Regions from separate parts of the Homo sapiens genome. Here region 1 is linked to region 2. The links are chromatin loops, found by intact Hi-C in ENCODE. Cell type or tissue: Caco-2. All regions are shown on one strand. Links, peaks and the distances in the headings refer to the core of each region. The heading gives the core; the rest is flanking DNA. Region 1 overlaps LINC01378 (long intergenic non-protein coding RNA 1378). Region 2 holds the start of NDST3 (N-deacetylase and N-sulfotransferase 3).

The links. Hi-C counts contacts between places; a loop is a spot of excess contacts. Peaks named below come from ENCODE experiments on the same cell type or tissue, not always from the same donor. Only the 100,000 strongest peaks of a DNase experiment are listed, where the experiment ranks them.
Region 1: it touches region 2 in a loop (4-fold over the local background); 3 of 110 quality-filtered maps call a loop at or near these places.

What each region holds. Positions count from the first base shown.
Region 1 is chr4:117,438,394-117,455,255 of GRCh38, reverse strand. All of the region lies in intron 2 of LINC01378 (long intergenic non-protein coding RNA 1378), which reads right to left. Among named protein-coding and RNA genes, the nearest start is that of LINC01378, 18 kb to the right of the region's middle. In Caco-2, for the core only: no CTCF peak of the experiment used is centred there; no DNase peak of the experiment used is centred there.
Region 2 is chr4:118,025,343-118,042,204 of GRCh38, reverse strand. It overlaps NDST3 (N-deacetylase and N-sulfotransferase 3), which reads right to left and starts at 7,719. Exons shown (of 14, transcript NM_004784.3): 1 at 7,613-7,719. In Caco-2, for the core only: a CTCF peak has its summit at 7,830 (motif pointing right); DNase peaks (open chromatin) are centred at 7,834 and 8,264; H3K4me3 peaks cover 584 bases; H3K27me3 peaks cover 184 bases.

The DNA.
Region 1 (16,862 bases), core at 5,315-13,314, 590 kb after region 2:
TTTTAAGCCTTGTTTAAATATTCATACAATGACTTCAGAGTTAGAGAATTAATGCCAGTGGTCTGTATTGTTTTGTTTTACTCTGCATATTTAGAGAAAAGGTCCAACTTGTCCTTTACTTACATCAGAATAAAAATCAATCACAGCCTACTTGTTATCAAAATACCACAAACTATGAAATAAAAATATATTTATAGTAGGAAAACAGAAGTGGAGGGCTATGATCAGCTTATTTAGAATACATCAAACTTTATTCCATGTGCATATATTGCACTTTTCAGCATGTACCAATTAGTGAACATTATTCTGCTAATTTTTATATGTTAATATGCTATGAAAATTCTGCAAGCTATATGAAATTTTATAATTCTTTAAAAACTGCAAATAGAAAATACAGGCAAAAGCCTATTCCTTTTTGGAATGAAAAGTGCTTAATGAATTTGTGGAGAGTTTTGTCTATAGAACAGAAAACATGCACTGACAGAATTTAGAGAAAATTGTCATAAATAGCTTATTTCCTTTCATATAAAAAATTATGGCTTTGTACATAGCATCAAAGGAAATGGGTGGAGAATCTGTATTTGAATCTGTCTCAAAAGTTTGTTAGAGGTGGATCATCTGATTTCTTTGGAAACATTATAGCTAATTTACTGAATGTTGATTTCATCAATTTGATTTTGAACAGTTCCTGAGAGACTGTTAAAATGACCATTGATATTATACAGACCATTTTCTCATGCAGATTTTCTTCCATCTTATCTTCAAAAGGTACAGAGAAATTTAGGTTTCTAGCTACCTCAAAGAATACAAGAAATCAGGTTTTGTAGGTTTGAATCAACATATGGAGCCTGAATTAGAGTAGAAGACTACAATTATGTGGTTCAATGTGTGAGTGTTAATTTTTAAAAGTAGTGTAAATTTTTTTCCGCTATATGTAAAAAAAAATTGAGCCATCATAGGAACAAAATTGCATGATATTGACAAGAGCAAAGAACACTATGCAGTATTTACCTCTGACAAGAAACATAATATTAATGCCCTTAATATACCTTTCTCATAGATCCCTTTCTACTGAAGGCACCAGTTCATGGGTGTCATTTGGGAGCAGTCATTGTTGGTATTTCTTCTGGCAGTTCTCCTATTTAATAGGTACTGAAGTAAGAAGTAAGTCCACTTGTAAATACAAGTGTAAAAGAACAGAAATAAGTTTCCTGCATTCAATTTGGGTAACTCTCAATATGTATTAGTTTTCTAAAGGTAATGGTCTCCAGCTCCATCCATGTCCCTGCAAAGGACATGATCTTGTTCTTTTTTTACGGCTAGATAGCATTCCATGGTGTATACATACCCCATTTTTTTTACCCAATCTGTCATTGATGACCATCTAGGCAGACTCCATATCTTTGCTATTGCGAATAGTGCTGCAATGAACATATGCATGCATATGTTTTTTTAAATAGAACAATTTATATTTTTTTCGGTATACACCAGTAATGGGATTGTTTGGTGGAATGGTATTTCTGTCTTTAAGTCTTTGAGGAATTGCAACACTTTTCCACAGTGGTTGAATTAATTTGCACTCCCACCAACAGTGCATAAGTGTGTCTTTTTCTCTGTAACCTTGCCAGCATCTGTTATTTTTTCACTTTTTAATAATAGCCATTCTGACTGGTTTTGATTTGAATTTCCTTAATGATCAGTAAGGTTGATCTATCTATCTATCTATCTATCTATCTATCTATCTATCTATCTATCATCTATCTATCTATCCATCTATCTATACATGTATATACATACACACACACACACATATATATGCTTATGTGTCTTCTTTTGAAAAGTGACAATTCACGTTCTTTGCCCACTTTTTAATGGGGTTGTTTGTTTTTACTTGTAAATTTGTTTAAGTTTCTTATAGATGCTGGATATTAGACCTTTGTTAGATGCATAGTTTGAAAAAATTGTCTCTCATTCTGCAGGTGGTCTGTTCATTCTGTTGATAGTTTCTTTTGCTGTCCAGAAGCTGTTTAGTTTAATTAGATCCATTTGTCAATTTTTGCTTTGGTTACAATTGGTTTTGTCATCTTTGTCATGAAATTTTGCCTGTGCCTATGTCCTAAATGGTATTGCCTAGGTTTTCTTCCAGGGTTTTTATACTTTGGGGTTTTACATTTAAGTCTTTAATTCATCTTCAGTTAATTTTTGTATATGGTGTGAGGAAGGGGTCCAGTTTCAATCTTCTGCATATGGCTAGTTAGTTATCCCAGCACCGTTTATTGAATAGGAAATCTTTTCCCCCATTGCTTGTTTTGGTCAGGTTTTTGAAGATCAGATGGTTGTAGGTATGTGGTCTTATTTCCAGATTCTTCATTCTGTTCCATTGGTGTATGTGTTCATTTTTGTACCAGTACCATGCTACTTGAGTTGTCCGGCTCTGCAGTACAGTTTGAAGTTGGGTAGTGTGATGCCTCCAGCTTTGTTCTTTCTGCTTAGGATTACCTTGCCTAATTGGGCTTTTTGATTCCATTTGAGTTTTAAAATACTTTCTTTCTAGTTCTGTGAAGCATGTCAATGGTAATTTAATAGGCATAGATTTCTGAATCTATAAATTATTTGGGCAGTATGGCTATTTTAACAATATTGATTCTTCCTATCTATGTACATGGAATGATTTTCGTTTGTTTGTATCATTTCTGATTCCTTTGAGCAGTGGTTTGAAGTTCTTCTTGTAGAGTTCTTTCACCTCCCTAGTTAGTTGCATTCCTAGGTTTTTGTGTGTGTGTGTGTATGACAATTATGAAAGGGAGTACATTTCTGATTTGGCTCTTGGCTTTACTGTTGTTGGAGTATAGCAATGCTAATAATTTTCGTACCTTGATTTTGTATCCTGAGACTGCTGAAGTTGTTTCTCAGCTTAAGAAGCTTTTAGGCCGAGACTGTGTGGTTTTCTAGATATGAGATCATATCACTTGCAAACAAGGATAGTTTGGCTTCCTCTCTTCCAATTTGGATACGCTTTATCTTTTCCTCTGGCCTGATTGCTCTGGCCAGAACTTCCAATATTATGTGGAATAGGAGTGATGAGAGAGGGCATCCTGGTATTGTGCCAATTTTCAAGAAGAACGCTTCCAGATTTTACCCTCTCAGTATGATGTTGGCTGTGGGTTTATCATATATAGATCTTATTATTTTGAGGTACGTTCCTTCAACACCTAGTTTATTGAGAGTTTTAAACATAAATGGATGTTGAATTTTATTGAAAACCTTTTCTGCATCTAGTGAGATAATCATGTTGTTTTTGATTTAGTTTTGTTTATGTGATACATTTACTGGTTTGCATGTTTTGAACCAATCTTGCATCCTGGAAATGAAGCCTATTTGATTGTGGTGCAAAACCTTTTGGTGTGCTGCTGGATTTGGTTTGCAGTATTTTGTTGAAGATGTTTGCATCAGAGTTTATCAAGGATATTGGCCTGAAGTTTTCTTTTTTCTTTCTTTCTTTCTTTTTTTTTTTTTTTTTTTTTTTTTGCTTCTGCCAGGTTTTGGTGTCAGGATGACAGGATGATACTGGCCTCATAGAATGAGTTAGGCTGAAGTCCCTCATCCTCAATTCTTTGGAATAGTTTCAGTAGGAATGCTACCAGCTCTTCCTTGTACATCTGGTAAAGTTCAGCTGTGAATCCATCTGGTTCGGGGCTTTTTTTGGTTGATAGACTATTTATTACTGTTTCAATTCCAGAACTTGTTATTAGTCTGTTCGGGGATTCAATTTCTTCCTGATTCATTCTTGTGAGGCTGTATGTGTTTACACATTTATCCATTTCTTCTAGATTTTCTAGTTTATGTGCATAGAGGTGTTCATAATATTATCTGATAGTTATTTGTATTTCTGTATTGTTAATAATATCCCCCTTGTCATTTCTGCTTGTGTTTATTTGAATCTGCTCCATTTTATTCTTTATTAGTCTACCTAATGGTCTAATTATTTTATTAATGTTTTCAAAGAATAAGCTGCTGGATTGATTGTGCTTTTGAATTTTCTTTTTTTGTCTCTATCTTCTTCAGATCAGATTTGCTTTTGGTTATTTTTTGTCTTCTGTTCAGTTTGGGGTTTGTTTGCTCTTGTTGCTCTAGTTATTTTAGTTGTGATGTTAGGTTGTTAACTTGAGTTTCTAATATTTTGATGTGGGTATTTAGTGATATATATTTTCCTCTCAACACTGCCTTGTGTCCCAGAGATTCTGGTATGTGTAAGTTTATTCTTATTGGTTTCAAAGAACTTCTTGATTTCTGCCTTAATTTCATTATTGACCCAAAAGCCATTTAGGAGCAGGTTATTTCGTTTCCACTTAAGAGTATGATTTTGAGTGAATTTCTGACTCTTGAGTTCAAATTTGATTGTGCTTTGGTCTGATAAACTGTTTCTTATGATTTCAGTTATTTTGCATTTGCTGAGGAGTGTTTTACTTTGTATGAGAGATCAATTTTAGAGTATGTGCCATGTGACAATAGGAAGAATGAATATTCTGTTGTATTTGGGTGGAGAGGTCTATAAATATCTATCAGGTCCATTTGATCCCATTCATGTCCTGAATATCTTTGTTGATTTTCTGTCTCAATGATCTGGGTAATATTGTCAGTGGAGTGTTAATATCTCCCACTGTTATTGTGTAGGAGTCCATGTCTCTTTGAAGGTTTCTAATTACTTGCTTTATGAATCTGTGTGCTCTTGTGTTGGGTGCATATATATTTAGGGTAATTAGATCTTGTTGAATTGAACCTTTTACCATTAAGTAATTACTTTCTTTGTCTTTTATGATGTTGGTTTAAAGTCTGTTTTGTCAGAAACTAGGATTGCAACCCCTGCTTTTCTCTGTTTTCCATTTGTTTGGTAGATTTTCCTCCATCCCTTTATTTTGAGCTTCTGTGTGGCACTGCATGTAAGTTGGGTATCTTGAAGTCAGCATATCAATGGGTCTTGCTTCTATATCCAGCTTGCCACTGTATGTCTTTTATTTGGGATGTTTAGCCCATTTATATGTAAGATTAGTAACGATATGTGTAGTTTAGATCCTGTAATCATGATTTTGGCTGGTTATTTTGCAGACTTAATTATGTGGTTTCTTTATAGTATCACTAGTCTGTGTTCTTAAGGTTTTTTTTTTTGTTGTAGTGGCTAGTAACAGTCTTTCCTTTTTATATTTAGTGCTTCCTTCAGGAGCTCTTGTAAGGCAGGTCTGTGGTAATAAATTCCCTCAGCATTTGCCTCACACCCTTTTAAAAGAGCCGTAATCCCACTCATGATGGCTCTGCCTTCATGACTTAATCATCTCCTAAGTGCCCCACATTTTAATACAATTATACTGGTGAGTGAATTTCAACATAAGAATTTTAAGGGACACATTCAGACCATAGCACTTCCTTCCCCAGCTGTGAATTAGATGTGTTTCTAAAATGTAATATGATACATGGATGGGAGAATATGAAATCTTTATTTTTAATTACCTTAGAATAAAGAGAAATTAAAAAGTGGATAATTTTGCATTCTCTATATGGCTAACAGAAGCTGTGAGATAATGAGTGTCTGTCATTGTACTTGCTTATCTTGACATGAGTGTAGTTGTTTAGTGACACAGCTCAATATATTTACTTGTTGGTTTTATTGAAACTTATAAACCTAAAATTGGTATTTAGAAATAGCATTCACTCAACAGAAAAAGATACATTCAGCAAACATCTTTTAATAGACTGTTAAAGACAAAACAAGGAAGATATATAACAGAGGGAAAGTATGTCTCTCTGGTTGTATCAGGGAAGAGTATACGTAAGCAATCACAGTTTGGGCAAAGATATTTTCAAACAGAAAACAGTAAGCAGAAAGGCCTTGACTCAAATCACCGTGGTTGGTAGGTTACTCGTCATTTGTACAATTGCTCTCAAATCAATTTCTTGCCCTTCCTCTGCTTTACTCTGAATTGCATGGGGCTAACCTCTACAACATATCCCAAGCTCCCTTGTTTACTAGCTATAGCAAACAGGAGGCATAGGGAGGTACTGGGGTTGGAGAAACAAAAAAGCCAGCACATATCTTCCCCCATTTTTTGTTCTGTCTGTATCCCTGGTAGAGGCTATGTTTCTTGTCTGTTTCCAGTTCTCATTACAATCCTTCTCTGTTTTAACACTTCCCTCCTGCCTCCTGGTGGCTCAGACTCCTGGTTTCTGATAAATCAGGGGATAGTAATGGTCTCTTTCTCTTGCCAAACTCTGGATTGTCTCACCGTGTCTCATTTTTTGCTCTTTCAGCTCTTCTAGTAACCTTGCTACAGTTCTTTGTAATAAATTTCTGACAATGAAATTTATGATCTGGACTTTCTCTCCCTGACTGGACCCTATTGATACAGTTTATCTGAGTAAATAAGCAGGATAAAAGTTATAAAATAATAACCTATTGTTAAGGAAAGGGAGAAAATGGTGGATACGAGGCAGGACTAACTTGCAGCTCCCACTCAGAAAGACAGAGCCACATGTGGAGACTCATATTGTTAACTTTTGCTCTGAGATCTACCGCAGCAACAAACCAGGAAAGCTGAGATAATCCACACACCCTTGGAAGAGGATTGCTGCTGCAGGAGCCATGGGACAGCCAAGGAACTGTGAGTTGCTTTCTTTGCTGAAAGGCTTGTACCCTGGGGAAAGTTCTCAACCCTGCTCACCTGCTGCCTGGAAATAAACTCGGTGCAGTTGGGGGGAGCATGGTAGGAGTGAGACCAGTCTTTCTGGCTGCAGGCTGTGTGAGAGTTGGGTGAAGCCTGTGGCTGATGGCTTTCCCCCACTTCCCTGGTGACCTCTGTGATACAGCAGTCAGCCATAATCCCCTGGGAACAGAACTCCATTGGCCTGAGAACCACATCCCGATACACCACAGCAGCTGCAGCAAGCCCCACTCAAGGACAGTCTGAACTCAGACACCCTTAACCCTGCCCCCACCTGAAGGTCTTTCTCTATCCACCCTGGTAGTTGAATACCAAGTACATGATCTCTTGGGAGCTCTATGGTCCCACTCATTGCCTGACCCTAGAGCAAGCTTGTATCCTACTTATACTACTGCAGCTGATGCACTCTTGAAAGCGCCACCTGCTGGCTGGAGGCTAACTGACACAAAAGCATTACAAAAATAAAACCACGGAGCCTCACAGAGTCTACTTCACTCCCCTGCTACCTCTAACAGAGCAGGAGCTGGTATCCATGGCTGAGAGACCTGAAGATGGATCAAATCACAGAACTCTGCAGACACTGCCCAGCACCAGTGTAGAGCCTAGTAGCTCTGCTGGGTGGCTAGATCCAGAAGAGAAACAAAAATAACTTCAGCTTGGCTCTCAGGAAGCCACATCCCCAGAAGAATTGGGAGAGAACCAAATCAAGAGAGCACCTTTTGGGACAAAAGAATCTGAACAGCAGCCCTTGAGTATCATAGGTGACCTCTGACACAGTCTACTAAAATGAGAAGTAACAAGAAAAACAATTCTGGCAGTATGACAAAATAAGATTCTTTAACACCCTCAAAAGATCACACTAGCTCCCCAGCAATGGATCCAAACCAAGACAAAAATCTCTGAATTGCCAGAAAAAAGAATTCAGAAGGTTAACTACTAAACTAATTAAGGAGGCACCAGAGAAAGGTGAAGTCCAACTTAAATAGATTAAAAAAAGATACAGAATGTAAATGGAAAAATCTCTAGTGAAATAGATAGCATAAGTATGAAACAGTCACAGCTTCTGGAAATGAAGGGCATACTTAAAGAATTGCAAAATGCACTAGAAATTCTCAGCAATAGAATTAAAGAAATAGAGAAAGAACATCAGCGCTCAAAGACAGGGCTTTCAAATTAACCCAATCTGACAAAGACAAAGAAAAAAGAATTTGCCAGTCATGGTGGCTCACGCCTGTAATCCCAGCACTTTGGGAGGCCGAGGCGGGCGGATCACGAGGTCAGGAGATCGAGACCATCCTGGCTAACATGGTGAAACCTCGTCTCTACTAAAAGTACAAAAAATTAGCCGGGCATAGTGGTGGGCACCTGTAGTCCCAGCTACTCCGGAGGCTGAGGCAGGAGAATGGCATGAACCCGGGAGGCGGAGCTTGCAGTGAGCCAAGATTGCACCACTACACTCCAGCCTGGGTGACAGAGCCAGACTCCGTCTCAAAAAAAAAAAAAGAAAAAAAAGGATTTAAAAAATGAACAAAGCCTCCAAGAAGTGTGGGGTGCTAAACCACCAAATCTAAGAATAATTGGAATAATTGGTGTTCCTGAGAAAGAAGGGAAATCTAAAAATTTGGAAAGGATATTAGAGGGAATAATTAAGGAAAACTTCTCTGGCCTTGCTAGAGATCTAGATATCCAAATATAAGAAGTTCAAAGAACACATGGGAAATTCATTGCAAAAAGATCATTGCCTTGGCACATAGTCATCAGGTTACCTAAAGTCAAGACTAAGGAAAGAATTGTAAGAACTGTGAGGCAAAAGCATCAGGTAACCTATAAAGGAAAACCTATTAGACTAACAGCAGATTTCTCAGCAGAAATCATAAAAGATAGAAAGTATTAGGGTCCTATCATTAGCCTTCTTAAGCAAAACAATTAGCCTAGAATTTTGTATCTGGCAAAAATAACTTTCATAAATAAAGGAAAGATACAGTCTTTTTCAGACAAACAAATGCTGACAGAATTCACTGCTATCAAGCCAGCACTACAAGAACTGCTAAAAGGAGCTCTAAGTATTGGAACAAATCCTTGAGGAACACCAAAATTGAACTTCCTTGAAGCATAAGTCTCACAGGCCCTGTAAAACAATAACACAATGAAAAAAATAAAGAAGGTATTCAGGCAACAAACAGAATGATGAATAAAATAGTACCTCATATCTCAATACCAAAGTTGAATGTAGATGGCCTAAATGCTCCACTTAAAAGTTACAGAATGGCAGAATGGATGAGAATTCACCAACCAAGTATCTGCTGTCTTCAATGAACTCAACTGATGCATAAGGATTCACATAAACTTAAAGTAAAGGCGGGGGGTTGGGGGAAGATATTCCATGCAAATGGACTCCAAAAGCAAGCAGCAATAGCTATTCTTATATGAGACAAAACAAACTTTAAAGCAACAGCAGTTGAAAAAGACAAAGAGGGACATTATAAAATGACTTAAAAAACTAGTCCAGCAGGAAAATATTACAATTTTAAATATATATGCACCTAACACTGAAGCTCCCAAATTTATAAATCAATTACCACTAGACCTAAGAAATGAGAGAGACAACACCACAATAATAGTGAGAGACTTCAACATACCACTGACAGCAGCAGACAGATCACCAAAGTCAACAAAGAAACAATGGACTTAAACTACACCCTGGAACAAATAGACTTAACCGATATTTATAGAACATTTTACCCAACAACTGCAGGATACATATTTTATTCATCACCACATGGAACATTCTTTAAGATAGATGATATAATAGGTCACAAAACAAGTGTCAACAAATTTAAGAAAATTGAAATTATATCATGTACTCTCTCAGACCACAGTGGAATAAAATTGGAAGTCAACTCCAAAAGGAACCCTCGAGACCATGCAAATACATGGAAATTAAATAACCTGCTCCTGAATGATCATTGGGCCCATAATGAAATCAAGATAGAAATTTAAAAATTCTTTGAACAGAACAAGAGTAGTGACACAAGGTATCAAAACCACTGAGATACAACAAAAGAAGTGGTAAAGGGAAAGTTCATAGCATTAAACGGCTACATCAAAAAGTCTGAAAGAGCACAAATAGACAATCTAAGGTCACACCTCAAGGAACTAGAGAAACACGAACAAACCAAAACCAAAGCCAGCAGAAGAAAAAATAAATAAGCAAGATTAAAGCAGAAGCAAGTGAAATTGAAACAAACAAACAAAAGAAAGTACAAAATATCAATAAAACAAAAAGCTGGTACTTTGAAAAGATAAATAAAATTGATAGACAATTAACAAAATTAACCAAGAAAAGAAGAGAGATTATCTAAATAAACTCAATTGAAAATGAAAGGGGAAATATTATAATTGATATCATAGAAATGAAAAAGATAATTCAAGGATACTGTGAACACCTTTACATGCATAAATTAGAAAACCTAGAGGAGATGGATAAATTCCTGGAAATATACAAGCCTCCTAGATTAAATCAGGAAGAAATAGAAACTCTGAACAAATCAATAATAAGCAGCGACTTTGAAATACTTAAAAAGTTACCAATTAAAAATTCCAGGACCAGACAGATTCACAGCTGAATTCTATCAGAAATTCGAAGAATTGGTACCAATCATATTAACACCATTCCTCAAGATAGAGAAAGAGGGATTCCTCCCAAAATTATTCTATGAAGCAAGTTTCACCCTAATACTAAAAGCAGAAAAGAATATAACAAAAAAAGAAAACTACAGTCAAACATCACTGATGAACATAGATGCAAAAATACTCACCAAAATACTAGCTAACCAAATCATATAAAAAGATAATCCACCATGATAAAGTGGATTTCATATCATGGATACAGGGATGCTTTAACACCCACAAGTCAATAAATGTGATATACCACATAAGCAGAATTAAAATAAAAAATCGCATAGTCATCTCAATAGACACAGAAAAAACATTTGACAAAATCCAGCATTCCTTTATGTTTAAAACCCTTAGCAAAATTGGCATACAAGGGACATACCTTAAGGTAATAAAAGCCATCTATGACAAACCTATAGCCAATTTTATACTGAATGAGGAGAAGTTGAAAGCATTCCCCCTGAGAACTGGAGCAAGACAAGTATGCCCGCTATCACCACTTCTGTTCAACATAGTACCGGGAGTCCTAGCCAGAGCAATCAGACAAGAGAAACAAATAAAGGGCATCCAAATTGGCAAAGAAGAAGTCAAACTGTCACTGTTTGCTGATGACATGGTGGTATACCTAGAAAACCCTAAAGACTCCTCCAAAAAGACCCTGGAACTGGTAAATGAATTCAGCGAAGTTTCAGGATGCAAAATTAATGTACATGAATCAGTAGATCTGCTCGTACACCAACAGCAACCAAGCTGAGAATCAAATCAAAAACTTAACCCCTTTTACAATAGCTGCAAAAAAGAAAAGAATCAGGAATATATTTAACCAAGGAGGTGAAAGATCTCTACAAGAAAAACTACAAAACAAAAGCAACCACAGATGACACAAATAGAAACACATGCCATGCTCATGGATGGATAGAATCGATGTTGTGAAAAATGACCATACTGCCAAAAACAATCTACAAATTCAATGCCATTTCCATCAAAATAACACTATCATTCTTCACAGAACTAGAAAAAGAAATTCTAAAATTCACATGGAACCAGAAAAGAACCCAATTAGCCAAAGCAAGACTAGGCAAAAAGAACAAATCTGGAGGCATCACATTACCCGACTTCAAACTATTCTATAAGGCCAGAGTCGCCAAAAGAGCACGGTGCTGATATAAAAATAAGCAGATAGACCAATGGAACAGAACAGAGAACCCAGAAATAAAGCCAAATACTTATAGCTGACTGATCTTCAACAAAGCAAATGAAAACATAAAATGGAGAAAGGACAAAAGGACATCCTATTCAATAAATGGTGCTGGGGCAATTAGCAAGCCACATGTAGATGAATAAAACTGGCTCCTCATCTCTCACCTTATACAAAATCAACTCAAGATGGATCAAAGACTTAAATCTAAAACCTGAAACTCTAAAAATTCTAGAAGATAACATCAGGAAAGCCCTTGTAGACACTGGCATAAGTAAAGACTACATCACCAAGAACCCAAAAGCAAATGCAACAAAAGCAAAGATAAATAGATGGGACTGAATTAAACTAAAAAGCTCCTGCACAGCCAAAGAAATATCAGCAGAGTAAACAGAAAACCCACAGAGTAGGAGAAAATCTTCACAATCTATACATCTGACAAAGGAGGAATATCCAGAGTCTACAAGGAACTCAAACAAATCAACAACAACAACAAAAAACACATAATCCCATCAAAAATTGGGCTAATGACGTGAATTGACAATTCTAAAAGAACATATGCAAATGGCCAAGAAACATATGAAAAAATGCTCAACATCACTAATTTTCAGGAAAATGCAAATCAAAACCACATGATACCACCTTACTCCTGCAAGAATGGCCATAATCAAAAAATAAAAACAAAATAGATGTTGGTGTGGATATCATGAAAAGGAAACACTTTTGCACTGTTGGTGCGAATGTAAACTAATACAACTGCCATAGAAAACAGTGTGGAAATTTCTTAAATAACAAAAATTACATCTACCATTTGATCCAGCAATCCCACTCCTGGCTATGTACCCAGAGGAAAAGAAGTCATGCGAAAAACATACTTGCACATGCATGTTTATAGCAGCACAATTTGCAATTGCAAAATTATGGAGTAAGCCCAAATGCCCGTCAATAAATGAGTGGATAAAGAAAATGTGGGGGGTGTGTGTGTGTTTGTGTGTGTATAAAATGCGTGTGTGTATATACATATATACACATTATATATATGTGTGTGTGTGTGGGTGTATGTGTGTATATATATATGTATACACACACACTATGGAATACTATTCAGCCATACAAAGGAATGAAATAATGGCATTTGCAGCAAACTGGATTGAATTGGAGATGATTATTCTAAGTGAAGTAACTCAGGAATCAAAAGCCAAACATGGTATGTTCTCACTCACAAGTGAGAGCTTAGCTACAAGGATGCATAAGAATGATATAATGGACTTTGGGAACCTCGGGGGAAAGGGTGGTAGGGGTTCGGGTTTGAGGGATAAAAGACTACACATTGGGTACAATGTACACTACTTGACTGATGGGTGCTCCTAAATCTCAGAAATCACCACTAAATAACTTATTCATGTGCAAAAAATATAGATTAAAATGATTTAAGAAAGAGGAAAAAAACACTCTACAGTCATGTGCCAAATAACCACATTTCAGTCAATAATAAACAGCATTTATGATGATGGACCCATAAAATTATGATACCTTAGTTTTACTGTACCCTTTCTATGTTTAAATACACAAATACTTAGCATTGGGTTGCAACTGCCTACAATATTCAGTACAGTAACATGCTGTACAGGTTTGTAGCCTAGAAGCAATAGACTATACTCTATAGCCTAGGTGTGTGGTAGGCTATGCTATCTAGATTTTTGTAAATATGATGTTCACAAAACAACAAAATTGCCTAATGCTGCATTTCTCAGTATGTATACTGCAGAAAGGTTAGTATTAACATTTACAATTTCCACTTATATAGTATATACCTTCTGTCCTCTCAAAAGTTTTACTGAAATAACTCTCCTACTCCACACATAAGAATACTCATTTTCTCCTATCTTTCAAAACATTGGTTTTTGTTAGTCTTCACTAATATGGAAGTATTCTTCAGCCAAACAAAACAAAACCACCTGTTATTTGCATTTTCTTTATTACTGGAGAAGCTGTACATGTTTTGCTACATTTATATTCCTTCTTGGAACGGTTTGAGTCTTCTGCTAATTTTCTACTGAATAGTCTTATTTTCTTAGGAATTTAGTAGTATAATTCTAGTTAAAAGTAAAGAATATTTTCATTTTCCTTTTTTTTTTAACGAGTAACCTATTGTTTTTAGGTGTTTATGGAAATTCCAGATATTACAATTCATTAAATATGTCTGGAAATCAGAGGAGAGGCCAGCATGGGAGTTCAAAGGAAGTAAATGAAGTCATCTAGAGGCAGAAGATAGAGGAGAAAAATGGCTGAGGATGAATTTTTAAGGTAAGCATGTTAAGGTATGAGCAGACAGAGATAATTGGTAAGAAAAACAGATGAGGATAGCATAGGAGAGAAAAATGATGAAAAAACAATAGTATTCACCAAAGATTTTAGAAAGTGGAGATAAACCTTGAAAATTTTCAACTGGGCTCTGAATTTGGAAGTTAATTTTTATTGTTGGCAAAGAGGTGGAAATGGGGGAAGGAAATATGGAGAGATGTACTAAAGTTGAGAAGCAGAAACTGCTAAATAAATTGTTAAATAAAAAGTGTTGAGGTTTGAAAAACCATGATTTTTTTTTATTCCACTCAGAATTTCTTAATATGGGGGGCATAATATTTGATGAGGCCAATTGTAGCAATAATCCAAGTTGAAGCGACTCCTAGAAGGACAAAAACAAAGACTGGTTGATGGTTCTGGTGATGGTATACCAAAAGACCAGCCATGAATCCAGAAACTAGAAGAATGGCAGGCCAGGGAGGAGTTGCTAATGCGGAATAACTAGTTGGTCCAATGATACGGGTATCATTGGGGTATAGAATAAAAGGTGTTTTATCATCTAAAAGACGGATGTGAGCGATGTTCATGACTGACAAGAGGTAATGGGGAAGGAGCAGGCACCACTGAAGATGGCTGCAAGAAAAATACTGTCTTTTGGGAACAAGGAGATGTATAAAACCAACTGTGTAGAAGTTGAGGATGAAGGAGAGTTTATTTATGATGGAATGGGGATCCAGTAACCATAATGGTATGGATTGTAAGAAACGTCAGTAGGGGAATGACAAATTCATGGGCTGAATGTGCAAAGTAGTATAGAAAGAAGACAGTATGACAATGGTTATAGTCATAATTACATTTCATCTCCTAATTTCTAGTTCTGAACTACCCACAGTTACTCAATATACTCAAGGGCTGTCTCTATGACCTCTAATTAATACGGAGGCTTGGGGTATTTTATTCCATTTAAGAGTTTCCATATTCATTTCGTTATCCTATCGTTATTCCTTAAATTTCTATACACTTGAAGTGCATGTATATATTTGTATGTGTGCTTATGTCAACCTTCCTCAGCCATTCTACAGGACTATACAGATAATTTAGTACTCCTTTGTGAATTAGGCACTCAAAGTTAACAGCAAAATTTAGGGAGACAATGTCAAAAAGAGCTTTTCTCTGTCAACTTTTTTTTTTCTGTAGTTGACTAAAGAATTGTTTTCTTATATACCTACATATGTGCATAAAGAAACACATGAAAGGAAGAGAACATATTTTAATTATGAACTTTGGAGCTCTATTTAATGGTGTAATTTAAGAAAAATAAAGCTAATTATAATTCAAGATTATCTCCTGAACATCTTGGTACTTTCTAACTTGTGATGCCAAGTTGGTGATCCTCTTACACATCTTTTAACCAGACTTGTCTTCTTTTGGCTAAAATCTAGTGTTTTCAGAGAAGGCCAACTCTTCAAACCAAAATGGATTTAATCAGGAAAAATTGCAAGTAAAAACGTTACAAACCTTTTAAAAGTAAACTGAAAAATATTTTGATTTATAGACTTGTATTATTTTAAACTAACATTTCCTTCCACTGACAAATATAAGTGATATTTGGCAGAGTTTCAGAGGACCACCAAAGCTTAAATTAAACATGTGGAGAATATTGTCTCTACTCATGCATGTGATTCCTAAACACTGTTCAATAATTAATCTGAACTGCTTCCAAAAATAAAAAAAAAGCAATGTATAAAACAAAACAAAATCCTACTCTTCTACAGTTCTACTTCAGTGAGTTCTAGGAAGAAAAATCAAGCCCAAAGTTTAGTTGTTCACATACAGGTATCATTTATCCAAGTGTATATTATCTATGCAATTGGCTACAGAAGCCTGAGCACAAAAGCACAGGTGTTATTAGGTTGAAACAACTCTCTGTGTACCCTTTTCCAGGAATTCCGTGTACCTCCTAGGCATGAGTGTGAGCTAACTAGGAAATTAGATCAGTTCTACTCTAAACAAAAATAAGAGCTCCTGAAACTATGCACAAGTTTATTTGAGTAAAAGGAAGTCAAATCATTCTGTTAAGTTCTTTTACATCTTGTGTTAGGCAAAGAAAATAGTAAAGCTACAGATATAAAATAAGAAAGACTTTAAGATCCCAAGAGAGATACATTTTAGCAGTGCTTGCTTTTATTTTTGTGTATCCTAAGACAGATATATTTTAGTGGTTCTTACTTTTATTTTGTTTATCCTAAGAGAGATACGTTTGTAGATCCTAAGGGAGAGATATTTTGTCAGTTTTTACTTGTTACTTTTTCTAACTATACTGTTTTCTTAATATTTATATTAGATAAATTTATTTTGGATATAAAGAGGTCTGTTTGCTCACAATGTGGAAAAATAATAGAAAATAAAGAAAAGAAGGGTAAGAAAAAGGAAAAAGCATTAATACTTTGTGGATTAGATAATGTGTTATGCACTTTGGTAAATATTTTAATCACAATTTTCTGAAATTTTTACTGATTCCACTATAATTTTCAATAGGAAAATGTTCTCATTGAATTTATTTTAGATGCCAACTATCTGAAACAGTGTAATGATCTTTAAAATTTCCTTTTTGGAGGCTGTAGGGAATAGCATCAATGTTTCCAGAATGCTAAATATTTTTTTTTTTAATTTTGAAAAAAGTAGTAGGAAGTTTTGGAAGAGGAATATAAATACCACACAATATAATCTTCCTATCAGTTCTTGATTTCCTTCTATATTCTAGATTGTTGTCCATTAGCTATATGTTTTCTATGCCTGACATGAAAAACTACCACAAAGTTGGTAGCTTAAAACAACATAACTTCATTCTCCAATAGTTCTGATGGCCAGATATCCAAAATCCAGGTGTTGGGAGAGCTGTACTCCCTATAGAGGCTCTAGAGGTAAATTGTTTCTATACCTTTTCTGGCTTTTGGTGGTTAGTGACTTCC
Region 2 (16,862 bases), core at 2,926-10,925:
TAAGAGGGGAAATTGGCTTGACTCAGTGATGCACACTTCAGATTCAGATAGATAGATGGACTAAGTTATACATGATTAGATAACAAAATCACAATGTTATATAACATAGTTGGATGTAGACAAATACAAAATGTCAAGAAAATCTTTGGAATTGACAGGTTACAGGCACGTCTGAATGTGCTACAAAAACCCAATTCCTCAGGGAAGCCTTTGCTGACCAACTGTATTCTTCCCCTTTAGATGAGGCTCCCTTTGGAGACTTTATCATAACTCTTATGAAATATTATTAACAATATTATTTGTCTAATGTCTGTCTTCCTTGTTAGACTGAAATTTCCAAGGGCATAGGGCTCATGTTTTTTCCCAGTAATTTTTCAAATTTTTCAAAAAGAAATGAGATGAAAACACTTTTAAAGGCCAACAAGATCAACATGTAAACATTTCAGTATAGTGATGAATATGTTCGTGAAATGCTTGCACAAAAATACATAGAAAATTGAAGACTTTTGCATGGTCAGTAGGGTACTCTGAATAAGTACAGAACAAGCACACTAGCCTGCATGTCAGAGAGTTCCCACAGACACAACTGTCTTGATCAGCAGTACAGAACTGACAGTTGTGGTTGAATTCTGCTCCGAATTCAACCTATGATGAGGACTATGCTGACTGATCAGGAAACTGTATTTTAAATTTTGAAAATCAACAGATCACTTAGACAGGCATTCTGAAATAGTTAGGTTCGAGAAAGTTACAAAGTTGGATCAGTTATAAATGTCAACACATCATCAAGATTTCCTATAAGGCACCCTGAAGGAAATAATATGATATGGGAAGATATAGAATAACAATAGTAATGCAGCTAATATTAATAAACATTTACATAGGTACTGAAATTGTGTTGGACCCTTTAGAGGTGAAGTAACCTGCCCATGATGTCACAGCTAGTAGAGGTAGAACTGAAATATGAACTCCAACAGCCTGCATCAAAGATACCATACACCTGGGAAGATAACTGCAACACGATCCTTCCATGCTAGGAACAAGTAGGAAATGCATATTGGGCAGCTATTATCTTTAGATGCTGCAGTTTCCTTCTAAGAAAATGGGCTACTATGATATCTCCTAAGGGGATTTTAATGAGGGTTAAAGCTCTTAGAGGCCGGGTGCAGGGGCTCACCCCTATAATCCCAGCACGAGGGGAGGCTGAGGTGGGCAGATCACTTGAGCTCAGGGGTGGAGACCAGCCTGGGCAACACAGCGAAACCCCATCTCTACAAAAAATATACAAAATTTTATATATATATAAATATATATATATATAAATATATATATATATAAAAATATATAAATATATATATAAATTAGTTGGACATGGTGGCAGGTGGTCCCAGCTACTTGGGAGGCTGAAGTGGTTGGATCGCTTGAGCCTGGGAGGTGGAGGCTGCAGTGAGCCATGATCACACCACTGCCCTCCAGCCTGGGCGACAGAGTAAAATCCTGTCTCAAAAGCAACAACAAAAACCAAACTCTTATAATAGTGTTTGGCACATACAATGAACAAACAAAATTTATCTGCTATGATGATGATAATAGAAATAACACAGGAAATGAGGGAAATATCCTGAAGATGACCAATGAAAGTACACTAAGGGTTCATAAAGGGATAGCTATGAGCATTTTAGCTTAAGTAGAGTTGTGGGAAGCACATAAGCCCACCCTTAGTGCAGAGATCTAAAGTCGGATGGATCTTAGAAGAAAGAAAGAAAGAGGCTCAATCAGAGGCATAACCAGCACCATGTCCTTGGGCTTCTTTTCACCCCTCCCCCTTTCCTTAGATGAGCTCATATACTTCTTGGTTTTCATTATCATCTACACTCTAGTAAATTCTGAATGTTCATTCATAACTCAGACCTCCTTCCTCTAAGCTCTAGGATTTTATATTGAACTATCAACTTGATATAATAGCAACAACAACTCACATAGACTGTGCCCTTTCTTATTATATTCCAGCCACTATTTGGCTCCACTAGAATCATGTCACAAGCAAACTTAACCTGTCTAAAACTGAATTTATGATCTTTCCGCTAAAACCATCCTCATGGTCCCACAATCACCTACGTGCATCCTTAACACCTTCTTTTACTTGCAGCAACTAATCTCACCACAAATGTTCTTGGCTCCTTCTACCATTTTCTCAATGCAGCATCAAAGTGGAACTCTGTTACTTCTTTCCAGCTGAGATCCTGTCAATGATTGCTTATTTTACTTGCTGGTTAAAATTCATATTCTTGTACATGTCCCACAAGACCCTGTGTGGTATGCTTCCCACTTTTATCTCTCAGGCCTGGTTAGATGATGCTCTCCCTTCTAAGTTCCAGGCAAGTGGGTCCTCTTTCAGTTCCCAAAAGAGATAATCTCTTTTCTGTCTCAGGGTCTTTCCACATGCTGCTACCTTTGTCTGAAAGTTTTTTCTCCACTTCCCCATCTGGTTTCATCTTCCAAATCCTATGGTTCTAAGTATATATATCCCTGCCTCACAAAAGTCTTCCCTGATCCCCCTTATCTGTCAGGCCTCCCTGTTACACATTCTCACATCACTCTCTACTTTACCTCTGTAGTATGTTCCAAAGTTATAATTAGTTATGTGATTTTCTGTTATAATTAGTTATGCAATTTTTCTCCATAGCTTGGAAGCATCTGTAAGTACTTGTCCTGTTCACTTCTATATTTTTAATGTCTAATAGAGTACTTGAAGTGAGAATAGCCCATTGAATATTTGTTGAATGAGTGAAAAAAGGCCTCTACTAAATTTTACAAATAGCAGCTGGCACTCACAAACTAGGGCAGTATTTAAGTCAAACCATCTTCTATGAACAGCTACCTTCATCAGTCACACTGGCCTCAAACAGTCAAGGCAATAATATAAACATTGTGAATAGCAGTGACCACCTTGATCAGAGCCATAAATCAGGCATATCCAGAATGTGCTTTTCACTGAAATTTACTCAATTACTTATTTTTTCCATTCTGAGATTTTTCAGAATTCAGCATGAATAGAGTTGCTTTGCAATGCATCTGTTTTTAAAAAGACTCCACCAAGCAAATATTAACCATTAATTATTTACCATTAACAAAAGGCAGAAGAAGCAATTAGTTTTTGGAATCACAGACAATTCCATAACATAGTGAAAGAACTCAATATATACAAACATATATTCTGCAAAGTATTGCAATATCTGCAAGGGGAAGTGCCTGCTTGTCAATGTAACCTATCTTTTCTCTTCCACTAACACCCACCATCATCCCAAAGTAAAAATCAATTTCTAAATGAAATAGAATCATGTTAAAGTTGGCAGTACAAGAAAAGTGAAAAAAGATTACCATCTGGAAAATGAGTATTAATAACTAAAGAGCTTCAGGTTCTAACATAAATGAAAGATATTTAAAAGATCCTGACAATATTCCTTTTTCTGAAAAAGGAATGAACTATAAAACTATATTTTATAATGTTGAAAAATGCAGTGGGAGGCCTCAAATATGTTACATGGACTTGCTAAAAGTAATTTAGTAATAATAATAAAAATTGACAAGGGCAAGCTTTTCTTTGGGAAAGAATGTGTGAAATTGTGTCATGTTAATTAAACCCTGCTGTGGTAGGCAAGTAAGAAGCTGATTTACATGGAGTATGACCAAGAATACACTCTGTCTCTAGAACTGCAATTTTTAAAAGATGGATGGGAGAAAAGCTGCACTTGAGGGCATTAGCTTTGTTTGGTACATTAAATGGAAAATGACTTTCTATTATCATTCTCCCTCCATCTTTGTATTAGAAATTATGAAGAGAAGAATATGTTTTATTCACCTCCCTCAGTGTTATGCCATCCAGTGATGCAAGAGAAGAAAACTACCCCACTGCTGTTTGCTGTTTATTCTGCCCTATATGACTTAAGGGGGAAAATGTCTGCCTTTACCCTCTAAGATTGGACCAGAATGCATGCATCAAAATACGCTGACATATTCTGTCACACATGCTCACATATGACATATGTGAGTGCTGACAATGCAGCTTTTAGGGTCTAATCCAAACCTTTTCTTTGTCCTTCATTAGACTCATGGGAACAAGAGAGTGTTAACCTGGCCTCTCATTGGTTGCCTGGACCATTAGATGTAAAGTTACAGATCAGTGTTGGCTATGTTTTAGGGCAGGTTACATGAACCAGATAAGGAAAGACAGCCAATCTGCAGAGAGAAGATGATGCAAAAAGAGTAGAAACGAATAATGAAAAAATATGATATAGGGAGTCTTGAGGAGGTTGAAGGTTCTATTACTCTCTATTCTATGGACACATCAATAAAGGCGTCAGGTAAATTATTCTTCTGTTACCTTGGGCACATTTTAGAACAAGTGAGACTCAACCTAACAGCAGTAGCAAAAGAGGAGAAAGAAATCACCTGAACTAGACTGTATATACTTAGCTAGGGAAGGCACCACATTTAATTGTCCTGTGGACTCCTTTATGCCTGGTGCAAAAGTAGATGCTTAGTAAATACCTCCTGGGTGAATGAATGAGTATTTCATATGTAAGGGAAGTGATGGAAATTGTTGGAGTGGTATATGGATTACCTCTGTTCCATCAAGAGGCATATCAAGAACAAATATTTGAAACCTATAGAGAGACAATGTAGTATAACGGTTAAAGGAATGTGTGCTGGAGCCGGACTCAAACTGCATACCAGCTTCAGCACTTGCCAGGGATGTGATCTTAGGCAGGTAGGTAACCGCTCAGTGCCTCAATTTCCTCATTTGTGAAACAGGAATAATATTTACCTTAAATAATCTTTGTGAAGATTATATGAGCTAAAAATTAATATGTAAAGTAGAACAGTGCCTGGTACAAGGTAACTATTCTATGAGTAAAAACTGTAACATCTCTACTTAGCAGAAATCTAGACAATAGTACTTATCACCAAGTTAAATTTTGTATTATTCACTGATGTTTTCTCATCTATCTTCGTCCTGGCCTCCAGATCAATTTCTAAAATGTTGAACAAACAGGATAAAAAAGGGTCTCTGGAATCCTCATTTTTCAGGTGAAGAAACCAAGCCCCAGAGCCAGCAAGGGAGCTGTTCAAGGCCACTCCTGTCTTGGCAGAGCCAGTCCTAGAATTTAGGTCTACTTTCATGTTATTTTCAAATATTTTAATGAAAAAAAAAATTCAGCAATGAAACACATGTAAAATGGATACCCATAATTGAGATGCTTAAAGGTTTTAGGATAGGACTGCAATAATTGATTTTTAAGCTCTTATTTGGCAACAGGTAATCAAGAATTATAGCCCTCAGTAATTTGTAGAAGATTTGGGGAAATAATTTCTTATAGACATTAATTAATTGTAGTAGGTCCTGACTACTTTTTTTTTCTTGTCCTGTAACTTACATGAAATCGATGAAAATGTTTAGAGTAACATGAAAGAATAAATCACTCACTGTGATATCCAGGTATCTAAGAGTATAGTTTTTTACTATAAACAAACAGACAAACCAAGAAATATTAAAATCACCCCTTTACGAGAAACTTCAGTCATGAAATAGTTTTGAGGATTGTTCAGACTAATTATCTTTATAATGTAGGTCGTTACTTTTGTGGCCTGGCAGCATTCCTAATCTGGACAGGTGTTCAGAGTTCATGCATTTCAGTGTGAATGCTCATTTATAATAGACACAGCACAGGGAAAGTAAACTTCTACTGTTTTCCCTTACTGTCAGAACTGTTAAGCAATTAGAAATTCAAGGCATTCATTTAGTTGAGAATAGTGTTTTTATCCTTAATTCAATTTCCCTGATTTTATAGTGTATATAAATCACAAAGTATTTACATATAGTTTAAAAAAATATATTTTGCATCTTAACAAATGCACTTTTAAGGCTCTAATCACCAAAAAGCAGCTGAAACTCAATCAGGTTTCAAGGAAGTCATATAATCAGAGTCCCAAGATTAAAAGAAAAAAAATTGTAATTTCTTTACAGTTTTAAAATTTTGAAATGACAGGTAGACAATTACATATTTACATTTTAGCTTATAATAACTTCTTTAGCAGAATATATGGTTTAGAAAAAGAATCTCCAATGCCTGATTATCTCTTCTACTATATATTTTTTAACAAACTTTTCAGTTACACCAAAAATTAATATTTGCCTCAATGTTCAGAAATAATGCTTTTCTCAAGAAAATTAATTTAAAAAGAGGGTATATATAACTCCACCAAACTAAACTATAACAAATATCTCCAGAAAGAGATAAAAGTTTTATTTTATCTAAAACATTTTAGTAATGTAAGAATTCTTCATTTTAAAGACTATGAAGAAAATTAACTCATGTGACAAGCTCAAAATTAACATTATTTACACAAAGAAACAAATCTTCTGTTTTACCATCAAGATGATAAAGAAAAATGATAACAAAATTAGAAATGGTAGATACTGTGTTAACCAGAGAAAGAAAAAAAAGAGCTTATCTTAGGCAAGCCTCTTTATATGTTCAGTACTATTTTAAAAAGGAGCCTCCTTCAAACTTATATTTGAAATCTCCATCTTAAATATAATATTGATAGGAAGGTATGGATGAAGAAAAAGGGAAAAAAATTCCCTTCAGCTGAATATCGGATATTCTAGAGTTTCTCTGCCATATCATCCTGCTCTCTGGTGGTGAACAGCATTGCTCAGTAGTTGATAACATGAAATTTTCTAAGGGCAAAAAAAAAAAACAAAAAAAAAGTGTGTGTCCCAGATCAGTTGCACACATCTCAATATTTGATTTGTATTTTAATTTAATACAAATGTATTAAGAATGTAGCTGTTTGCATTGTCTAGAAGGGTTTTCTTCTAAACTCTTCCAGATTACATGTTGCTATATTTCAATATGTTTATAAAGAATATAGATACTAATACATTTTCGACATTAAATAACTCTGATGCTTAAACAGTATCCAGCTATTAGAAAAACTATTTGAAAAAGGATCTGAGTAAACCCCTTAAAGATGTAACTTTGCTTTTACCTGCCCCCACAAAATGGATATATTAAATAGAAGATATATCTGTTTTCTTTAAATTTAAAGTTTCTGTATTTGATACCTAGATTGATTCTTTCCATTTCCATTTAATTTTATTAATTGTATAGTTTTAAATAATGTCTATAAACTGCATCAAATAGAAAGCCTTTTGAGGATCATTACTGTGTAGATAGGCAGGTAGTTTAAAGTCTCTGATATTCCTTACAAAATTCTGTCAAGGCAACAGACATGTGTTCTGTTAAACAGATCTACTTCAGAATCATTATAAGTTGGTGAATATCTTAAACAATTACAAGAGGTCATTTCTTTAGTACCATAATCTTATGAAAGGGAAGCTTTAAAATCATCCCTGAATGAGACGGTCCTTTGTTTCACTTAATTTAATCAAAATACTCTATATTTCTTCTTCAAGAATAAAATGAAGCACTTGTTCAATCTTGAAATTTTTAGATTATTTGAAAGCAAAGTTGTTATCTCTTAAAAGCCCCTACATTTATGAGTGAGGCATTAATGCACAGTATAAATAAATAAATACACTTACCTGGAATTAAAGTTCAGAGCTGAAAATGCTTGAGAAAGTTGCAATAGATGGAAAAGAAACGGAAACAGTACCACTCGTTACCATCGGCTCAGGCTTTTTGACTTTACAAGTGGTAGCAACACCAGTCCTGGCCCAGTACTCTCATGTTATGTAACATCTTATTAATATTAGCCATCAAACTGCTACCAAGCTGGTGAGGCACTAGAGGGCAAGAGTGTCACATGCAAGACCCGTCGCCAAGGGACCGGCTTTGGTACCACTTCGGGGGAAGACAGATGCTAACTAAGCTGATGAATAACAGGATGCCCGAATACAACAGCAAACTTGTAACGTTCCTCAAAGAATATTTTACATGTCAATTTTCTGACTAGCGGAAGAGTTAACAGGTTAATAAATATGAGCAAGCAAATAACCACACCATGAAAAACTTTTAGGATTATATTTACAAACCCACAGTCACTCAAGAGGCTGTTTGTTTTTTTCTTTCCATTGTCTAAATAAACTTATTTAAAACAGGAGAAAAAAGCTGGTTAAATAAAACGAGTGTCGGTTTCAGGACTCCCTCATTCCAAGCCGCGAGAAACTTGTCTGGTCGAGATGCCGCCTCTGGAGTCCGCATTCCAAGGCGCCCGGATCGGGTTTCTGGGCGAGGAGACCGGCCCCGTCCTCCATGGAGATTACCTGGGGCTGCAGCCGTCCGCGGGCTCCTCCTTCCCTCGGGTCTTCGGCCTCAGCCGCTCCCCAGGGCCCCTCGTCCGGGTGGCGCTTGGGTGCTACGCGGTGCCCGGGGTCCGGCGGGGGCGACAAGCGGGCGACCTCTCCCCTCCGCGCCCGGGATCTGCGCGGACACAGCTGGTGGCGACTTCGGCCGCTCAGGCTGCGGCTGCGGGGCGAGCGCAGCGGGTGCGCCGGGGACTCCTGCGCTGGAGAACCACGGCCCTGGGACCCGCCCGGCCGCGCCTCCGCCGCCCTCGCCACCGCCTCCCGGGCGGGAGCCGCCGCCTCCCAGCTCCCGGCCCGCGCGCGCCCGCCCCGGGGAAGGGGAGGGAGCGGGAGCTGAGGACGGGAGCCGCCTCCATCGACCGGGCTCCCGCCCGGACCGGCCCTGAGGATCTGGCTGCCCGGGCCTCGACAAGGAGACCCCGGGGGTTCCGCCCCGGCCTGCCAGTTCCGACCGCCCCTCCCGGCGGGTTGGCGGCGGCCGCCAAGGATGAAACGTCTTGTGCGGCCAGGGAAAGGGGTGCGAGTCCCCGAGGCGACGCTGGAAGGGTGGGGCGCACCCGCGCGGTCCCTTCCTGTGGTGCTCCTGCCGTTGGCACTGGACCAGGGCGGCTGCGAGGCTGCAAGAGTTTCCTCTGTTCGCCAGTTTTTTTCAAATGCCATGTGTTTCAGCTCCTGAAGACAAGTGGAAGGCCAGCAACTGAAGAGATATTTTGGATTCAAGGTGTGAGGTTACCCTCTCCAGAACTATAGTTTGATTAGAAGTGTGAATCGAATGATATATATTTTTAAAAATTTCATTTGGTTCCACTAACATGTGAATTGTATTAAGTGGGGTCTACTAATGATACTTTGTATTGGCCATTTGTGGTTTTGCTTCCCAGCACTCACTCTTGTTGAAACAGTACTCCTGTTCATTTTGGAAGATCCAACCACTTGATCTCACCCCGCAGCCCATTTGCTTTAGGTGATGTCAGCCGCTGCTGACTCACTGGTAGACCCACAGCTCAGGTCTGGCCAGTGATGGCTTTCTGTCCTGGTAGCATGGGTAGGTATGTAACCCAGGTCTGGCCAATCAGAGAGAAAAACAGAAAAAAACCACCATTCTGGGACTTTTTTTTTTCCTTCCTCTCTTAAGAAAGTGGACTCTCTTCTACTGGACTTTGCATAATGAAGATGTGAGCTTAGAGCTTGAAGTCTGAAAATAAAGCTGATACTCAGGAAGGCAGAACTGAGAGTTGGAGAAAAGTGAAACCCAGATGGAGATTTTCGAGCTTGGAATCGAGCTGTAGCTGAAATAAGTTCTATCTCTGGATATTTTCATTCATAAACAAATACATTCACTTTTTTTTTTGATTCGGAGTCGCGCTCTGTCGCCCAGGCTGGAGTGCAGTGGCGTGATCTCAGCTCACTGCAAGCTACGTCTCCCGGGTTCCCACCATTCTCCTGCCTCAGCCTCCCGAGTAGCTGGGACTATAGGAGCCCGCCACCAGGCCCGGATAATTTTTTGTATTTTGGTAGAGACGGGGTTTCACCGTGTAAGCCAGGATGGTCTCGATTTACTGACCTCGAGATCCGCCCACCTCGGCATCCCAAAGTGCTGGGATTACAGACTTGAGCCACCGCGACTGGCCACATTCACTTTTGTCTTAAGGCAGCTTGGACTGCATTTGCTGTCCCTTGAAACTGAAAGAGACACAAACGATGATACAGTAATTAAATATTCTGGTTGTTTATTAACTTTATCAGGGTATTTGGATTCGTAGTTCAAGACCTTCAATTAGAACCCAATGTCCTGAAAGGGTTAGTTGGAATTGTGTTTTAAAATCAGGAAGTTATATATCCTTTTTGTTCTATGTGATGGAGGGGTTACAGATGTGACTGAACCAATTGCTCCTTCTGGAAGCCCACAAAAATGTCAGGATGCTAGAATTCTTTGGCCAAGTAACATGTATTAGATTGGTTTTATTTATTTTTTAGTTGGAGTGTTCCCTGGAAGTCTTGTGCCTTTTAAGAATTTTAAGAACCCACATTTATTTTTCTATGTACTCCTTACCCAAGAGAGAGCCTGCTCTGTCTTCCGAGCAGCCATGCATTCATCATTTTAGTAATCAAAAAAATTATTGAACACCTACTAAATGGCTCTGGGAATACAATAATATTGAAAAAAGAAAAGCAGGACCACTCTCTGCCCTTCAGTCGCTTATATTGATATAGCTGTAGGAGGTCAGGCTCTTCTACAAGATTTCAGAGAATAGACAAGATTCATGAATTCATAAATTCCTAAATGTTTCAGGGAATGTAGGCAGATTCAGAAATGATATTCACTTTTTCTTTTCTTTTTCTACCTCCTCTGCACAAAAACACAAAACCAGAAAAACTTCTTCTACAAAATAAGATACTTACTATTCTTATGACTGTATTTTGGGGTTTTCTTCAGCTAAGATGGATAGGAGACATAATCAAATTTCTCATTGTTTTTGGGAGAGTTGTTACCTTTACCAGCTACTGCTCCTTCCAACCATCCATCTGGAATTACAAACAGCTTAGGATCATGCTGTCTTTTCCTATGAGATCCTCAAATCTTACACCTCTATTAGAGAAGTCCTCATCTGCACACATATGTCGTCTAAGCCAGTGTAATAGCAGATTGATATGTTGCCTATATTTCCTTTCACTCCTGGGCTGCGTGCCCAGCAGAGAGGTAAGAAGGGACAGACATCAGGGCCAACCATTGCCCCCTGTAGCCCTCCCTTCCAATCTTCTGTTCCTAACCCAGGGACATTAAGGCCAGCGAAAAATTTTCCTCCAGAGAGGTATTCCTATTTAGTCTAACACTGTGGCAGTGCCCAAGTAGAGGTGGAGAAGGCCATCTGATTCAGGGCCAGACATTTGTGAAGCACTTCAAATAGAGTCATCTCCAAATGAACTTGTGCAATACATATATGTATATATATATATATATATATATATTCTTTTTTTTTTTTTTTTTTGAGATGGAGTCTTACTCTGTTGCCCAGGCTGGAGTGCAGTGATACGATCTTGGCTCACTGCAATGTCTGCCTCCCAGGTTCAAGCGATTCTCCTGTCTCAGCCTCCCAAGTAGCTGGGATTACAGGCACATGCCACCATGTCCAGCTAATTTTTTCTATTTTAGTAGAGACGGGGTTTCACAGTGTTTCCCAGCTTGGTCTCTAACTCCTGAGCTCAGGTAATCCACCTGCATCAGCCTCCCAAAGTGTTAGGATTACAGGCGTGAGCCACCGTGCCCGGACTGAACTTGTGCAATATTTTTTTAATAGGATCAATTGATTATGTTTAGTTTAACCTTTTGGGATATACTACAGTTTTTGTAACCACCTTTGGCATTTCTGTTATTACTATTTACATAAATACTGAGAATCTCAAAAAATGGAAGAGGCTCAACTATTGCTAAACTCTGAGAAGCCTTGAAACAATATGAAATATTTTTATTAGCATCCCAGCTTCAGACACAAAAGGAAGCATCTGCTTGTAAATTACATCCCTATAGAAATCATTAAAAAGGGGTGGGCGTGGTGGCTTACGCCTGTAATCCTAGCACTTTGGGAGGCCGACGCAGGCGGATCACCTGAGGTCAGGAGTTCAAGACCAGTCTGGCCAACATAGTAAAACCCTGTCTCTACTAAAATACCAAAATCAGCCAGGCATGATGGCGGTGCCCGTAATCCCAGCTACTCGGAAGGCTGAGACGGGAGAATAGCTTGAACCCGGGAGATGGTGATTACAGTGAGCCGAGATTGTGCCACTGCACTCCAGCTTGGGCAGCTGAGCTAGACTCCATCTCAAAAAAAATAAAAAAAAAAAAAAAAGAAGATAAAAGAAAAGAAAAAAGAAATCATTAAAAAGAAGAAAAAAGAGTAAAACTTGTACTTTTAATATTGAAATCATCCTTGTATTTAGTCACTGAGGCCAAAGGCATTGAATAGCAACTCATGGTGATGTAGAGATTTAATAACTTATGCTTTATATAAGTTAAAAATTATTTATATCTTTTGATGGTTTTTTGTCCTTTATCTAAATGCTTCTATGTGGAGGGTGCTGATTATAAAAGACTTTTGGGAAACTAATTTCAATTTCCAGAGGTCTCTTCTATTTTTCAATGTCTAGTTTAAAGCCATATATTATTCTATTATGACAAATATTAAAAAGTACAAGTATTTATATAGGACATGTTAGTATTTCTAACCTGAAACAGCTAATAAGCTATAAGATTACAATTTCTTTAAAAATCTTCAGCCTGGACTTTATAGTAATTAATGACACTGTTAAGCTGCTTAAAGGTAATAGGGTGAAGATTTAATAGAAATCGTATTCTAGCTAGGAACTGCTAACTCAGCCCAAGGAAATGTACTCCAACTTTGATTGTCTCAAGAGGTGGCAAAGTGAAAACACATCAAAACCAAAAATCTCAGCAAAATGATTGGTTGGGAGGAAGGAGGAAGGAGGAAGGAGATGGTATGCCCCTTTCTGGCTGCCCTAAAGCCACAAAAAGATAAATTTCACCTGCTTCTAAGTGTCCTTGCAGACATTTCCTGTGAAAAGTAATGAAGGCTGAATTAGTAGTATTAAAGTCTCATCTTATTTTTATGAAACACCACTTTAAAGCTTAGTATACTAGATTAGAGCAGTGATTCTCAAACTTTAGTGTGCCTTAATATCGCTATAGGGCTTATGAAATCACAGGTTGCTTGGTCTCACCCTCAGAGTTTCTGATTCAGTAGATCAGTAGGTAGGGCCTGAGAATCTGCATTTTAGCAATTTCCTAGGTGATGCAAATGGGGCTTGTCTGAAGCCATACTTTGAGAACCCCTGGACTAGAGCATTACTGAGAACCCGGTGTCTTTATGTGTGTTTATAAAAATGAATGTGTGTTACTAAATATGTTATTTGATTTTCAAAGCTAATTTTCTGCTTTTATAGTTATCATGGTAAATATACAGTAAATTCAGTATTCTAATTAGTTTTTCATATAATCAATTAGGCAAACTACCAAAGAAAATAAAATGACTTATTCAAAAATATACAGCCTTTGTCACGGTAAAAATAGCAAAATTTGGAAATGGGAGAATGAATGCCAGACTCTTACCTCGAGTGCTGCCTCTGTTACTGATTCATTTTGTGTTTCTCCCTGCTCCAGGGGCACTGCCTTGCACATCAATGATCATTTAAAACACACTAAAGAAGAGAAAGAAATTATTTTCTTAGTAGAATAGGTAGTGTTTTACACTGTCCCTGCTGAAGGAAATAACCTTATTTTATCCTGTCTTAATAAAAAAAAAATTCTAAGCCAAAAATTACCTCTACACATTGTTTTCTGTTTAAATTCTGAATGCGTTTTCCTCAAGAATAGTTATTTTCCCTACATGAGGCTATTTTAAACTCTTATGTGCTGATCATAGGTATGTAGTTAATTACAAGCCTTGGGTGATGACTCTTTGGTAGTTAAAAACATATTCATACCTATAAGTTTAGCATAAACTATTGAAATTATTGTCATTTTGTTCCATCTTATTGGAGAAATAGAAGCAATCATCAGATTGCAGAACACTTTGACTCTTCAAAGCTATCTTGTAATATTCAGGCAGGACCAAATATCATTAAGGTGTTTCTTTGATCTAGTTTGCAACATTAAAACATCATTTTATAGCTTGGCCTTATGCCATGTAGTTCAAGAGAGATTTATTGTGAGAATAAAATGGATGATTTCTCTCTCATTTTGTCTGAAAACAGGCTTCATAAACACTCCAGAATATTTTCTCTACCATATTACAATGATGTATTTCCATTATATCCCATCCTTGGATTTCAGGAGGTTGAAGAAAATACATATTCAAGAAGTAGGAGTTGTATGAATTAACTTAGTTTAGCTCCTTTGAAAGTATGTTTTTGAAAAAGTGATATGATAAGTTGTTAGAAAAAAGAGAAATAACAAAGAAAACTGAGATGCCCTGTACATTATGAATTGACAAATCCAATATTGTTAGGCTTGAGGCTTTTTGACTGAATTCTCCACCAAACATTTGAATTAGAATTAGAGTACTGTGAGTATAAAACACGAAAATTTAATTGGAAAATGGAACAGTCTGTGCATATGGTTTTTCTCCCTCAAACACACAAACAAGTACCCTTAGTAGTAACAGAAGAAATAGACAATGGAGACGCTGTTCACACAGCGCTAAATTGAAGTGTTGCACTACATCTTTTGCATTCTGGAACATAAGAAAAACTCACACTTGAGCTCAAGCACTCAAACACCTAAATGAAATGAAATTACAAGAATTAATGGTCAAGCACAAAATATTTTTCTACAAAGTCTCATTTTAATTATTGGGAACCATAATCATTTAATATTGCTTTCCCATGATACAGTTCAGCCCACTGGAAAAGGTAAAGGTAAATAATATTGATTGGCCAAATGAATTCAATTCTTGAAATTTTATTTTCCTTAAGCCCTTTAGGTAAAGTATATTTAAGAATTAATCTTTGAAAGATTCTACTAGTAATTTGTGCCTATGGTATTATATATAAGTTATGAATTTAGACTTTATTATATGTAAGTTACAAATTTAGACTCTATTATTGATCAGGGCAGGAGCATAAGGTTAGCAGAGACACTCTAGAGTTCTAAAACTTGTAATAGCTTTGTACTTACAGCAGAAGAAAACAAATTTAAACTGGGTTAAAGGATTTGGGGTGGTAATAGAATTATTTTTTATTTATACCTATCTATGCTAGGGGGGCAACAGTTTTTTTTTTTTTTTTTTGGTTGGGGCTACATCAAGCACAGCAAGCAGAGAGAGAGAGATGAAATGCAAAGTCATCAATTATCTGGATATTGCCACATTTCTGGAGTGTGACCAACATCAAATATTTGTCCAAATGCTTAATATATTCACATTTTTATTCTTCAATGAAATCAATTTCTCGACAACATAGTTTAATGGAATCTATGTAGAGCTACATGACCTGGGGCCCAGCTCTGGCTATGCTACTTGCCACTTACTTAACTTTGGGCTGATTGCTTCACCTCACCTAGTAAATGAGAACAATGGACCCATCAGAGGAATGAATTGAGAATAAAACATGTGAGAAAATGCTATGAAATTGGCACACAGATATGTAGATAAATGATATTTTTTAAAATATGGGATTATCAGATTGGTCATATTTATAAGAATGAAACTATTAACTATAAGATAAGATATAATCGTCTTACCTAAGACTTACATTTTAGTGTAAAAATGAAGTGAACATAATTTTCTATTCAAACCCTTTTCTTTTTTAAGGAAATTTAGTTTCTATTCTATTAATAATGCTAAATCTAGTAGTAAATTTAGTAGCTACAATCATAGGACATCATTTGACCACCTCTGAGATTACCAGGTGCTGTTGTGTTCATCTCACCTAATTGCTACAAAATTTCTGATTGGAAGATCTCTGATTGGAAGGCAGTCTGTTAGTTGTCTTTCAATATTTAGTCTTCCCTTCCTCTACAATAATAGCATCTGTAACAGGACACGTAACCATGCAGAAAGAAAGACTACATTTTCCAACAAGGTATGGCTCAGCTCTAGCCAATGGGTTATAGAGGAAGGATTGTGCTATTGTTTCTGGGAACTGTCTTGTGACAGACAGACACTGGAGAAGCCCCCATGGTACCCACCCCTTGCTGTTCAGTACTTGTAAAATACCCTCCCCTGGAGTGTTGACAGGACCTGTGACTTATTTATAACTAATAGAATATGACAAATGTGATGGAATTTCACTCGTTATGTTATGTTATGTTATGTTATGTTATGTTATGTTATGTTATGTTATGTTATGTTATGTTACATAAGACTTCATCTTGCTACCAGACTAACTCTAGAGGCTCTCCTTTCTGGCTTAATGAAGCAAATGGCCACATTGGGAAAGCTCATGTGGCAAGAAACTGCAAGAGGCCTTAATAAATAATGGATAGCCTCTAGGAATTGTGAACTCTAGGATATCAGGGAAGCCTCCAGCCAACAGCCAGCAAGAACCTGAAGCCCTCAGTCCCACAGCCACAAAAAATAAATTCTGATAGCAACTTGAGTAAGCTTGGAAATGGATTCTTCCTCAGTCAAAACCCCAGATTGTAATGCAGCCCAGTCAACACCATGATAGCAACATCATGAAACCCTAAGCATAGTAACTAGCTAAGCTGTTTTTGTACTTCTGACCTAGGGAAACTATGAGATAATAAATGTCTGTTGTCTAAGTTGCTAAGTTTGTGGCAATTTGTTACGTGGCACTAATACAGTCCTTCAGAGGCAGCTGGCACATACTCTTTGCCCTTTTTCTTTTTTCATGTTTTCTTTCATCTTGTTGCTTAGAATTCTGCTACAGCCTTACTGAATCAAGAAGTTGGAGTGTCATTTTCAAGATGATAAATCCTTGAGCTGAAAGAGATCCAGGTTCCTGAAGGGTATTCATCTAAACATAAGCATTTGTCTTGTTTGAGCCATTG